Linked DNA regions of Homo sapiens: region 2 is linked to region 1. The links are chromatin contacts, found by Hi-C or POLR2A ChIA-PET in ENCODE. All regions are on one chromosome and are shown on one strand. The core of a region is the stretch at or near the end of the contact, and the rest is flanking DNA. Distances in the headings are between cores, read along the strand shown. Region 1 holds the start of PARN (poly(A)-specific ribonuclease). Region 2 overlaps ABCC1 (ATP binding cassette subfamily C member 1 (ABCC1 blood group)).

What was found. Hi-C counts contacts between places; a loop is a spot of excess contacts on that map. ChIA-PET counts read pairs that join two places held with the same protein, here RNA polymerase II (POLR2A). Pooled maps may share reads with other maps.
Region 2: a loop to region 1 is called in a map of naive thymus-derived CD4-positive, alpha-beta T cell, with 9 times the contacts of the local background. The contact joins the enhancer-like site here to the promoter of PARN in region 1. A Hi-C loop is called at or near these places in 1 of 168 maps with a recorded cell type or tissue (naive thymus-derived CD4-positive, alpha-beta T cell) and 8 of 50 pooled maps. POLR2A ChIA-PET finds 5 or more read pairs at or near these places in 1 of 52 experiments (T-cell).

Annotation. Positions count from the first base shown.
Region 1 is chr16:14,627,704-14,633,291 of GRCh38, reverse strand. It overlaps PARN (poly(A)-specific ribonuclease), which reads left to right and starts at 3,032. Exons shown (of 24, transcript NM_002582.4): 1 at 3,032-3,185; 2 at 3,618-3,695; 3 at 5,041-5,120. The coding sequence starts at 3,167. BFAR (bifunctional apoptosis regulator) reads right to left here and starts at 341. Exons shown (of 8, transcript NM_016561.3): 1 at 274-341. RefSeq lists enhancers at 1-328, 329-896, 2,496-3,018, 3,019-3,540, 3,541-4,064.
Region 2 is chr16:15,959,226-15,964,813 of GRCh38, reverse strand. The region is part of intron 1 of ABCC1 (ATP binding cassette subfamily C member 1 (ABCC1 blood group)); the gene reads right to left. Among named protein-coding and RNA genes, the nearest start is that of ABCC1, 12 kb to the right of the region's middle. Within about 2 kb of position 3,198, at least 7 of the 41 ENCODE cell types and tissues checked have a DNase peak (open chromatin) inside an H3K27ac peak, as active enhancers do.

The DNA of each region.
Region 1 (5,588 bases), core at 1,783-4,282:
CCCGAAAGGACGCAGGCGAGGCCCAGCGACCGGCTGTGCGGACGTGGGGCTCTCGGGAAGGGATAGCGCAGTTGGCCAAGCTGGGGTCCGAACCCCGCGGCCAGGAGTGGGGATGCTCAGGACTCGGGCCTGCGTGAGGAGAGGCCCCGCGCGCCTCCTACGACCCGGCTGGGGAGGCTCCGCAGAAGGGATTCCCGCTCCGTCTTCCACATCACTCCCCGATATCAAGCCCGAGTCGCCCCCTCAGCACCCCCCAGCCGTGTCGCGGCTTACCATTCCACTCGTCCCGGGCCAACCGGGCCATTATTCTCAGCACAGACCCCGCGGGAGCAGAGGAAGAGGGAGAGGCTTCGCTACCGGAAGTAACAAGACAGAGTGGGGGAAGCGTGCCCCGGCCCCGTGACCATAGAGGAGAGGCCGCTCTCCTTTCACAACCCCCCTCAACCCCGCGACCTCCCCGCTGCCTAGAGCGGCCACTCCCAGCCGGAGGAAGTGGGCGCATGCGTAATACCGCCGGTCCCGCCCCTTCCTCTTCACCCAGAGACCGAGTACCCGGGCTCGGCAGTCACAGCCCAAGGGGTGACGGGTGTGTGTCAGTTTCCGCTCCTCCTGGGCGGCTGTTCTTGTATCCGGAGGATACAAGCTTTGCCTAGAAATTAAAATATTACAAGGCCGCACCGTACTCTCTACAGTTATTTTTTGCCTTCACATTTTATGTAGAAAATCACAGGACTATACGTTCAATTTACGGTGTTAAGAATCGGAATTAAATGACTTTTATTTCTATTAAAATATTTTTTTTTTCGTAGAGATGGGGTCTCGCTGCGTTTTCCAGGCTGATCTTGAACATATGGCGTCAAGGGATCCTCCTGCCTCAGCCTTACAAAGTGCTGCGATTACAGGCGTGAGCCACCTCGTACAGCTTGAAATGGTTTTCTTATCACCACGTTTCGCCCCTTCCCAGCGTCTAGGTCACAGCGTCTAGAACTTATGCTGATTATTTGGTTTTGTTTTGTTGTTGTTGTTTGTTTTTGAGACAGAGTCTCACTCTCACCCGCCAGGCTGGCGTACAGTGGCACGATCTTGGCTCACTGCAACCTCCGCCTCCCGGGTTCAAGCGATTATCCCACCTCAGCCTCGTGAATAGTTGGGACTACGGGCGTGCACAACCACGCCTGGCTCATTTTAAAATTTCATTTTATTTTTATGGAGACAGGGTCTCGCTCTTTTCCCCAGGCTGGTCTGGAACTCCTGGGTTCAGGCGATTCTCCTGCCTCAGCCCCCGAAAACGCTGGGATTACAGGTGTGAGTCATGGCGCCAGGCCCCCATTAAACAGTTATTTATACAGATTTATTAATACGCTGCTTCCCAGTTCACATTCATTAGCACCACTGAGCCTCAATACAATCCCAGGAAATTGAGGTTTAGGAAGGTTTAATGCATTCCAGAACTAATAAGTGGCTGAGATAGATTTTGAAAATAGGTCTTCTAATCAACTTTCCTTTTGTTCGTTTGTTTGTTTTGGAGACGGAGTCTCGCTCTGTCGCCCAGGTTGGAGTGCAGTGGCACAATCTTGGCTCACTGCAACCTCCGCCTCCCGGGTTCAAGCAGTTCTCCTGCCTCAGCCTCCCGAGTAGCTGGGACTACAGGGGTGCGCCACCACGCCAGGCTAATTCTTTGTATTTTAGTAGAGATGGGGTTTCACCGTGTTGCCCAGGCTGGTCTCGAGCTCCTGGCCTCAAGCAATCCGCCTGCCTCGGCCTCCCAAAGTGCCAGGATCACAGGCGTGAGCCATCGCATCCGGCACTAACCAACTTTTCATAGTTGGCTTTTGTGAAAGACCAACCTGAATGTATTCATTCAACCCATGCTTATTGAGTGTCTACTACGTGTCAGCCCAGTGCTAGGCATTGGAGAACAGCAACCCCAAACCAACATACAATTCCATTAGGGCCGGGCCTCATATGTTGCACTCGACATAGTATTCCCAGAGGCTAATGCAGTAGCTAAGGGTCTCAGCTTTGCTTTCCGTGATCACCTAAGTAACAACCCCTATTATTCTTTTAATTTAATTTAATTTTTTTTTTGAAAACAAGTCTCGTTCTGTCACCCAGGCTGGAGTGCAGTGGCGTGATCTCGGTTCACAGCAACCTCCGCCTCCCAGGTTCAAGAGATTCTCCTGCCTCAGCTTCCCGAATAGCTGGGATTACAGGCGCGCACCACTGCACCCGGCTAATTTTTTGTATTTTTAATAGAGACAGGGTTTCACCATGTTGGCCAGGCTGCTCTTGAACTTCTGACCTCAGGTAATCCGCCCGCTTCTGCCTCCCAAATCGCTAGGATTACAGGCATGAGTCACCAAGCCCAGCCAATTTTTATATTTTTAGTAGAGACAGGGTTTCACTATGTTGGCCAGGCTGGTCTCGAACTCCTGATCTCGTGATCCGCCCGCCTCGGCCTTCCAAAGTGCTGGGATTACAGGCATAAGCCACCGGGTCCGGCCTAATTTTATTTTTTTAAGAGACAGGTCTCACTATGCTGTCCAGGCTGGTCTCGAACTCTTCAGTTCAACGGATCCTCCCGCCTCGGGTTCCCAAAGTGTTAGGCTTACAGGCGTGAGCCACCGCACCCGGATCCCATTATTCTCTATTACATCGCCCCGCTCTTTTTCTTAATAGCGATTTTCATGTGTTACCAAATGGCAAGTTTCACTCCTGCCTGAATTTCCCCTTACCCCAAGTTTAAGCTACAATGGGGCAGGGAGCACGTCTTCCTGTTCATCACTGTATCTCCACCCCTGTAAGAGTGGCTAGCATATCACAGAAACCCAGTCAGTATTTCCTGGTCGACTGGATGTCGAGACATGCACATTTTTTCTACTGAAGTGAAAGCCCGCACAAATTAGGCCACGCCTTGGGGACTTCGATAGCCACGCCCCTCCCCTGTCCCTATAAGGAGGGAAAGGAGCCCAGCCTTGGCCCCGCCCCCGCCGCCGCGCAGGCGCTGACGCAAGCGCAGCAGGCGCGCGCTGTTTCCGGAAGTCGCGGCCGGCGTCACCGCTGCGGCTGCCTCAGCTACTGCCGCAGTCGCCGCGGAATTCGGCGAGTAGAACCGCTGAGGCGGGCGCGGGCCCGGGTGGGGCCAAGGTTCCGGCCACTCTGCAGAATGGAGATAATCAGGAGCAGTGCGTGTCCGCCGTACACCTCCCCGCCTCCCCACACCCGGCTGCCCCTGGCCTGCTAGGCCGAGACCATGGCCGGCGTGTTTGGCTGGGCCTGGGGCTGAGGCAGCCCCTCAGGGCTTTTCCCTCCTTAAGCCGGTGCGCCTCTTGGGGTCTTTTCCGGCTGCGGACCGTGCACCCTAGGAGCCTTGTACTTACTCCTCCAACCCCGGCACCATCCGGGGCCTTGTCCTTCTCCGGGCCGGGCACCCCCCGGGGCTTGTCCCCCCTGACCCATGCACCCCTCGAGGACTTGATTCCCCTCGCCCCGGTGCACACCTCCGGGACTTTTCCCCTTCCGGCTCTCAGCCTCGGGAGCTCCTCGGCCCTCCTTCCCTCTCCCCTTAGCAGGAATTCAGGCCACTGGTTCTGAGCCTCTTTTCGGTTTCTCCGCAGATTTTAAGAGTAATCTTCACAAAGTGTACCAGGCCATAGAGGAGGCCGACTTCTTCGCCATCGATGGGGAGTTTTCAGGTATCCCTCCCTTGCAAGCTCAGGCTAGCACTTTGCAGTGCATAGCCAAGGCTCCTTCAATCCCCCAGCCCCCAACTTCTTATGCTTGGTGGTGGCCTCTTGCTGTTAGTAGCCTTGGGCGGGTTTCACAGGTCTCAGTGTTACCCTTTAAACGTTTCAAAAGCACGAAAGAAATGAAGATACGCCGTAGGTTTGTGATTGGACTCAGGATCTCAGATAGAGATGATGGTTTTGATGCTGCTTAAAACAGTGCGGCGTGTACATTGCAGAGAGCTTGAGGATTAGGGTCAGACTGTTTTTTTTCTTGATTGTAAAATAGGTATAACATGAAATTTGCCATTTTAAGTGGCTTTACAGTTAAGTGGCATTAAGTACATTCACATTGCTGTGCAAACATCACCATCCATCTCTAGGACTTCTTCATCTTCACAGTCTGAAACTCTTTACACATTAAACTCCCCATTTCTCCTTTCGCCCAGCCTTTAGCAACCGCCATTTGTCTCTGAATTTGACTGCCCTTAACATCTCATATAAGTGGAATCTTACAATATTTGCCCTTTTGTGACCGGCTAGGGTCAGGTTTTTGCAGATAAATGAGATATTTCTTTATGCATTAGTGGACGTGTTCATTGCCTGCCTCAACAGGTGTGTATACAGGAAATACTTCACTGACACTTAAAGTTGCAAATTTTTTTTCCCCTTTTTTAGGGGGAGCAAAGACTAGTTTTTAAATTGCTGATGTCAATATGAACGGTTCACTCCCTTTGATATGGATATCCATTTTTGCTGTCTGATTTTCCATGTTTGAATCATGAAGGAATCCATGCAGGGGTAAATAGTATCCTTGGCTTTAGGTAGTGTCTAGTTGGAATCACTTCCCTAGGAAGCTAAGAGTTTTCACTTAGAGAAATAATTTTCTCTTAATCTTGAAGATACATTCTTTGCATAGATATTAACCACTCCAAACTCTTGACCAAGACTGGAACTCTGGCAATAATATACTTAGGGATTTATTGATGTCTGTTTATACAGGAATCTTTTAAAGCAGCAAAACTTATTCAAGCATAGAGATTGTTTTCTTACATGATTACTGTGTTTTAAGTCATGTTTTAGACGCTGGAACTGCCTATTCTCATGTTGAAACATTCGCATCTCTAAGTTCATTATTAGAGGGTTTAACCTGGTGGCCACTGAAATTAATGCTTATTTTAAAAAAGTAAGTTAGGGAGTGCTTCCAAGTAACCTTAATTCGTGATACGACATTATAGAGGCACTGAATGATTGACTGGCATTTTTACGTTAGTATTTATTAGTAAGCTAAAAATTTTTATTTCTTAAAATCTAGGAATCAGTGATGGACCTTCAGTCTCTGCATTAACAAATGGTTTTGACACTCCAGAAGAGAGGTATCAGAAGCTTAAAAAGGCAAGTGGATGTGCTAGGAAATCTTTTTCTTTCTCATGTTAGTCTTCCTTATGTTAAATGATAAATATTGTTACTAAACTTGTGCATTAAGGTTTTGTAAGTGCAGTATTTTCTCCTCAAACCTAGCCATGAAGTGATTTTTTTTTTTGTTTTGTCTTGTTTTAGAGACAAGGTCTCGCTCTGTCACCCAGGCTGGGGTGCAGTGGCGTGATCACTGCTCTGTGGAGCCTTGAACTCCTGGCTCAACTGATTCTCCTGCCACAGCCTCCCAAGTAGTTGGGACTACAGGCGCAAGCCACTGTGCCCAGCCAATTATTATTATTTTTTTTAATTTTTACATATTCTTTTGTAGAGATCGGTCTCACTTTGTTGACCAGGCTGGTCTCGAACTTCTGGCGTCAAATGATCCTCCTGCTTTAGCCTCCCAAAGTGCTGGGATTACAGGTGTGAGCCACCACACCTGGCCTT
Region 2 (5,588 bases), core at 1,949-4,448, 1.3 Mb before region 1:
AGCTATCAAATTAACAAACTTTGATCCCAGCACTTTGGGAGGCCAAAGCCGGAGGATCGATTCAGTCCAGGGGTTCAAAACCAGCCTGGGTAACATAGGGAGATCCTGTCTCTACAAAAAATAAATTTAAAAATTAAAAAAAAAAAACTGGCAGAGTAATGATTACAACATAATCCATTTTGATTTAAATGTTATTTAAATTTATAAATATTTATAAAATTTCAAAGAAAAAATACAAGAATACATTGGTTATTGGTTAGCCCAAGAGATTACTGATATGGTCTGGCTCTGTGTCCCCACCTAAATCCCATCTTGAATTGTAATCTGAATTGGAATCCCCACATATTAGGGAAGGGACATCATGGGAGGTGATTAGATCATGGGGACGGTTCCCCCATGCTGTTCTCCTGATCCTTGCTATGCTTTAGCAAAGAGACTGGCAGCATTTTGACCCTGCCCTAGAGATCTGTGGAACTTTGAACTTGAGAGAGAAGATTTAGGGCATCTAGGGGAAGAAATTACTAAGCAGCAAAGCATTCAAGAGGAAGCAGAGCATAAAAGGGTGGAAATTGGCCGGGCGCAGTGGCTCACGCCTGTAATCCCAGCACTTTGGGAGGCCAAGGTGGGCAGATCACTTGAGGTCAGGAATTCGAGACCAGTCTAGCCAGCATGGTGAAATCCTGTCTCTACAAAAATACAAACATTAGCCAGGCATGATGGCGGGTGCCTGTAATCCCAGCTACTCGGGATGCTGAGGCAGGAGAATTGCTTGAACCCAGGAGGCAGAGGTTGCAATGAGCCGAGATCATGCCATTGCACTCTAGCCTGGGCAACAGAGAGAGACTCCATCTCAAAAAAAAAAAAAGTGTGGAAATTTGCAGTCTGACAATGTAAAAAGAAAAACCCATTTTCTGAAGAGAAATTCAAGCCGGCTGCAGAAACTTGCAAAAGTAACAAGGAGCCCAATTCCAAGACAATGGGGAAAATGTCTCCAGGGCATATCACAAACCTTCACAGCAGCCCCTCCCATCACAGGCCTAGGAGGGAAAAACGGTTTCCTGGGCTGGGTCCAGGGCCCCCCTGATGTGTGCAGCCTTAGGACTTGGTGCCCAGCCACTCCAGTCATGGCTAAGAGGAGCCAAGGTACACAGCTCAGGCTGTGCCTTCAGAGGGTGCAAGCCCCAAGCCTCGGCAGCTTCCATGTGGTATTGAGCCTGTGGGTACATAGAACTAAAGAACTGAGGTTTGGAAACCTCCACCTAGATTTCAGAGGATGTATGCAAATGCCTGGATGTCCAGCCAGAAGTTTGCTGCAGGGGTGGAGCCTTTATGGAGAACCTCTACCAATGCAGTAAAGAAGGGAAATATGGGGTCAGAGCCCCCACACAGAGTCCCCACTGGGGTACTGCCTAATGGAGCTGTGAGAAAAGGGCCACCATCCAGAACCCAGAATGGTAGATCCACCTGCAGCTACATCGTGTGCCTGGAAAAGACGGAGACACTCAACGCCAACCTGTGAAAGCAGCCAGGAGCGGGGCTATACCCTGCAAAGCCACAGGGGCAGAGCTGCCCAAGGCCGTGGAAGCCCACCTCTTGCAACAGTGTGACCTGGATGTGAGACACGGAGTCAAAGGAGATAACTATGGAACTTGAAAGTTTTATGACTGGCCTATTGGATTTCAGACTTGCATGGGGCCTGCAGCCCCTTTGTTTTGGCCAATTTCTCCCATTTCAAACGGGTGTATTTATCCAATGCCTGTACCCCCATTGTATCTAGGAACTAACTAACTTCTTTTGATTTTACAGGCTGATAGGTGAAAGAGACTAGATTTTGTCTCAGATGAGATTTTGGACATAGACTTTTGAGTTAATGCTGAAATGAGTTAAGACTTTGGGGAACTGTTGGGAAGGCATAATTGTGTTTTGAAATATGAGAAAGATGAGATTTGGGAGGGGCCAGGGGCAGAATGATATGGCACGGCTCTGTGTCCCCGCACAAATCTCATCTTGAATTGTAATCTTAATTGTAATCCCCACGTGTTGGTGGAGGGACCTCACTGGAGGTGATTAGATCATGGGAGCGGTTCCCCCATGCTGTTCTCCTGATAGTGAGTCCTCAGAAGATCTGATGGTTTTATACCGGCTTTTCTCCTCTTTACTCTGCACTTCTGTCTCCTGCCACCATGTGAAGAAGGACATGTTTGCTTTCCTTTCCACCATCATTTTAAGTTTCCTGAGGCCTCCCCAGCCATGCAGAACTGTGAGTCAATTAAACCTCTTTCCTTTATAAACTACGCAGTCTCAGGTATTTTTTCATAGCAGCATGAACAAACTAATATCAGTACCATGTTCAGGCTTTATTTAAATATCTTTGTATTGTTTGTTCTGTCATATGGAACACATGTCACTTGTGATCAGAAAACTCTGCAATTAAATTAGTTTAGGTGTAAAAATCAGAGTGACATTAGCATGGTGAGACTATCAGTAATGTTTTTACACATTGTTAAATTATTGATTTAAAAGCAATTTTTAAAATAAGTCCAAAGATGTTTAAAATTTAAACACATCTTTTAAAAAACTGAACAAAACCAAAGCACACTTCTGCTTTGATCTCCTGACCTCTGGAAAGTAAGGTTTAACTTAACTGGGCAAAGCCCTCTCACACACAGCCAAGCAACATGGGCCTGATCACTTCCCAGCTTGCTCAATTTTTCTGATATGGCAGGAAAACAACAGGTGCTTAATAAGTGCTGGTGGGCCCATTAGTGGGAGTATAAACTGCTGCAGTAACCTGACAATTAACTATCAAATTTCAAAATGCACATACTGTCAACCTAGCAATTTCCTGTGGGAAAATTTATTCTGCTGAATCATTTACATATATTTGCATACATGTGCCTTCAGTGCAGCACTGCTTATCACAGCAAGAAACCAGGAACTGGGAATGACCTTGATAGACACCAAGAGGGGAATGGGTGAATACATGGCTCAGCCATTTAACAGGCAAATGCGTGGCTTGTTTAAAAAAAAAAAAAAAAAAAAGTTGATTTGATTGGCTTTTACTTTCAATTTGCATGGGCTTAAAATGGCAAGAAAATCAACACTGGTTAAGTGAAGAGAACAAGAGACAAAACAGTATTTAAAATACCCAACTAGGGAGGGAAAAAATGAATATGTAAACATATACACACAAACGAACACGTTCTTGCACATACATTTGCATATACTTGAAACTTTTCTCGAAAAACACCCAAGAAACTATCATCAACAACCATCATCAATAACGGCTACTTCTGGGAACAAAGGGCAGGGTGGGAACATACTAAAACTTTTATTTTTCCCTTTATATTCTTCTAGAATATTCACCTTAAAGTATTAGCATCATCAACAAAGTTGCAGTACAAGATCTTCCTCCTGCAATCAGCCAGATCAATTCAACAACATCTTGTTTTAAAACAAGAGTTTTCTAGCAACCTATAGAAAGTCCTCTTAACCACAGGAAAAAAGTACCTCATCATCTTACGAACAAGCCTTTGGCGGAGAATCAAAGGCAACTGGGGAGTGGGGAAACCCAAGTTGGTCTTGATCACAAACGTTTCAGTTAAGGTTCTGAGAAAGAGAAGAGACTCATAAAACAAAATAAACTGAATTTTTAAGACCTGAGATTCAGCAGGGCGTAGTGCCTCATGCCTGTAATCCCAGCACATGGAAGGGCCAAGGTGGGTGGATTGCTTGAGCCCAGGAGTTCGAGACCAGCCTGAGCAGCATAGCAAGACCCCCATCTATTTTAAAAAAAAAAAAAAAAAAAAAAAACCTGCGTTTCATTCAAACATAAACAGATCAGAAGGTTCTTGCTTCTGCCAGGGACCATGCATTGTTCTACTTCCTTGCTGAGCTGGTAAGCGCCTTCCCTGGAAATTCCAGGACCACAAGCCATTGTGTTAGTGCTTTATGCATTTTGCCGAATGCTCCAGGCTAGATTTTTATGAGATGGGCTCTGCAGTTCCTTTGAGTTAAACTCCTCAATACTTTAACCACACCATGATCTTCCTCAAGGCCTATGCACATTCTCTTCCCACTCTGGGACTCCCTTCCCCCACATCCTTGCATGGCCAGCTTTGCCACTGAGCTCTGGGGTCAAACCTCACCGCCTCCGAAAGGCCTTCTGTGGACATCCCTCCGTAGTAGTTTGCACCTCACCCAGTTTTTCCCGGTTCAAGTCTTTGCAGCACTTGCCAGCATCTGAAATCATTTCCGTCACCCTCAGTGTAAACCCCATGAGAACATGGGCCTGGTCTGTCCTGTTCACTGTTGTATCCTCAGTGCCTAGAGCAGCAGCAGCACATAGTAGCTGCTCAATTAATAATGACTGAATAAATGAATGAATGAAAAGCAGTGTGGGAAGAACAATACAATGAACCCAGGGGTATCAAAGACCACACGAGGCTGGGCGTGGTGGCTCACACCTGTAATCCCAGCACTCTGGGAGACTGCTTGAGCTCAAGAGTTCAAGACCAAACTGGGCAACATAGTGAAACCCCATCTCTACAAAAAAAAATACAAAAATTAGCCGGGTGTGCTGGTGCATGCCTGTAGTCCCAGCTACTTGGGAGGGTGAGTTGGGAGGGTCACTTGGCCTGGGAGGTCGAGACTGCAGTGCAGTGGTACAATCAGCTAGGGCGACAGAACAAGACTCCATCCATCAATCAGTCAAACACCACACAAATTTCTTGTACTGGGAAGACTTAGACATCACACATATTCTCCAAACAAGTATTACCTAGGAGGCCAGTAAAAGGTACACTGAGGTTCCTCAGAGAGAAAACTCACAGAGAGGAAGATAAAAGCTCCATAAAAATCTCAATTACTACTTGAGGGTTACAGGATGCTAGCCTAGAGCCTCCCTCCCTAGACAGGTTTCTCAGAGAGAAAACTCACAGAGAGGAAGAGAAAACCTCCATAAAAATCTCAATTCCTGAGGGTTACAGGATGCTAGCCTAGGGGCACCCTCCCTGGTCATTAACACCCACTTTCCAGAACCTGGCAACCTCCCCAGGAGATGAATCCCACAGTTAAACTAAGGGGACACTTAAGTGGAATCTCAACTTTGTAATCGTCCACTTCTCCTGGGGCACTTTAAAATGAAGGAGTAGAGCTTCAAAGCTGATCTCTCAAGAAAGCCATTTTCGGCTGGGCATGGTGGCTCACGCCTGTAATCCCAGCACTTTGGGAGGCCGAGGCAGGAGGATCGCTTGAGCCCAGGAGTTTGAGACAAGCCTGGGCAACATGGTGAGACCCTGACTCTACAAAAAATACAAAAATTAGCCGGGTATGGTGGTGTGCACCTCTGGTCCCAGCTACCTGGGAGGCTAAGGTGGGAAGATAGCTTCAGCCCAGGAGGTCGAGGCTGCAGTGAGCTATGATTGTGCCACTGCACTCCAGCCTGGGTGACAGAGGGAGACCCTGTCTCAAAAGAAAAAAGAAAGAAAAAGAAAAAGAAAGCCATTTTTGTTTTCCCAGGGGAGAATGAACTGTCACAACTCCAACTGGGAAAATGGAAAAAGGTAAAAAGACACAGCCCTCAGTAA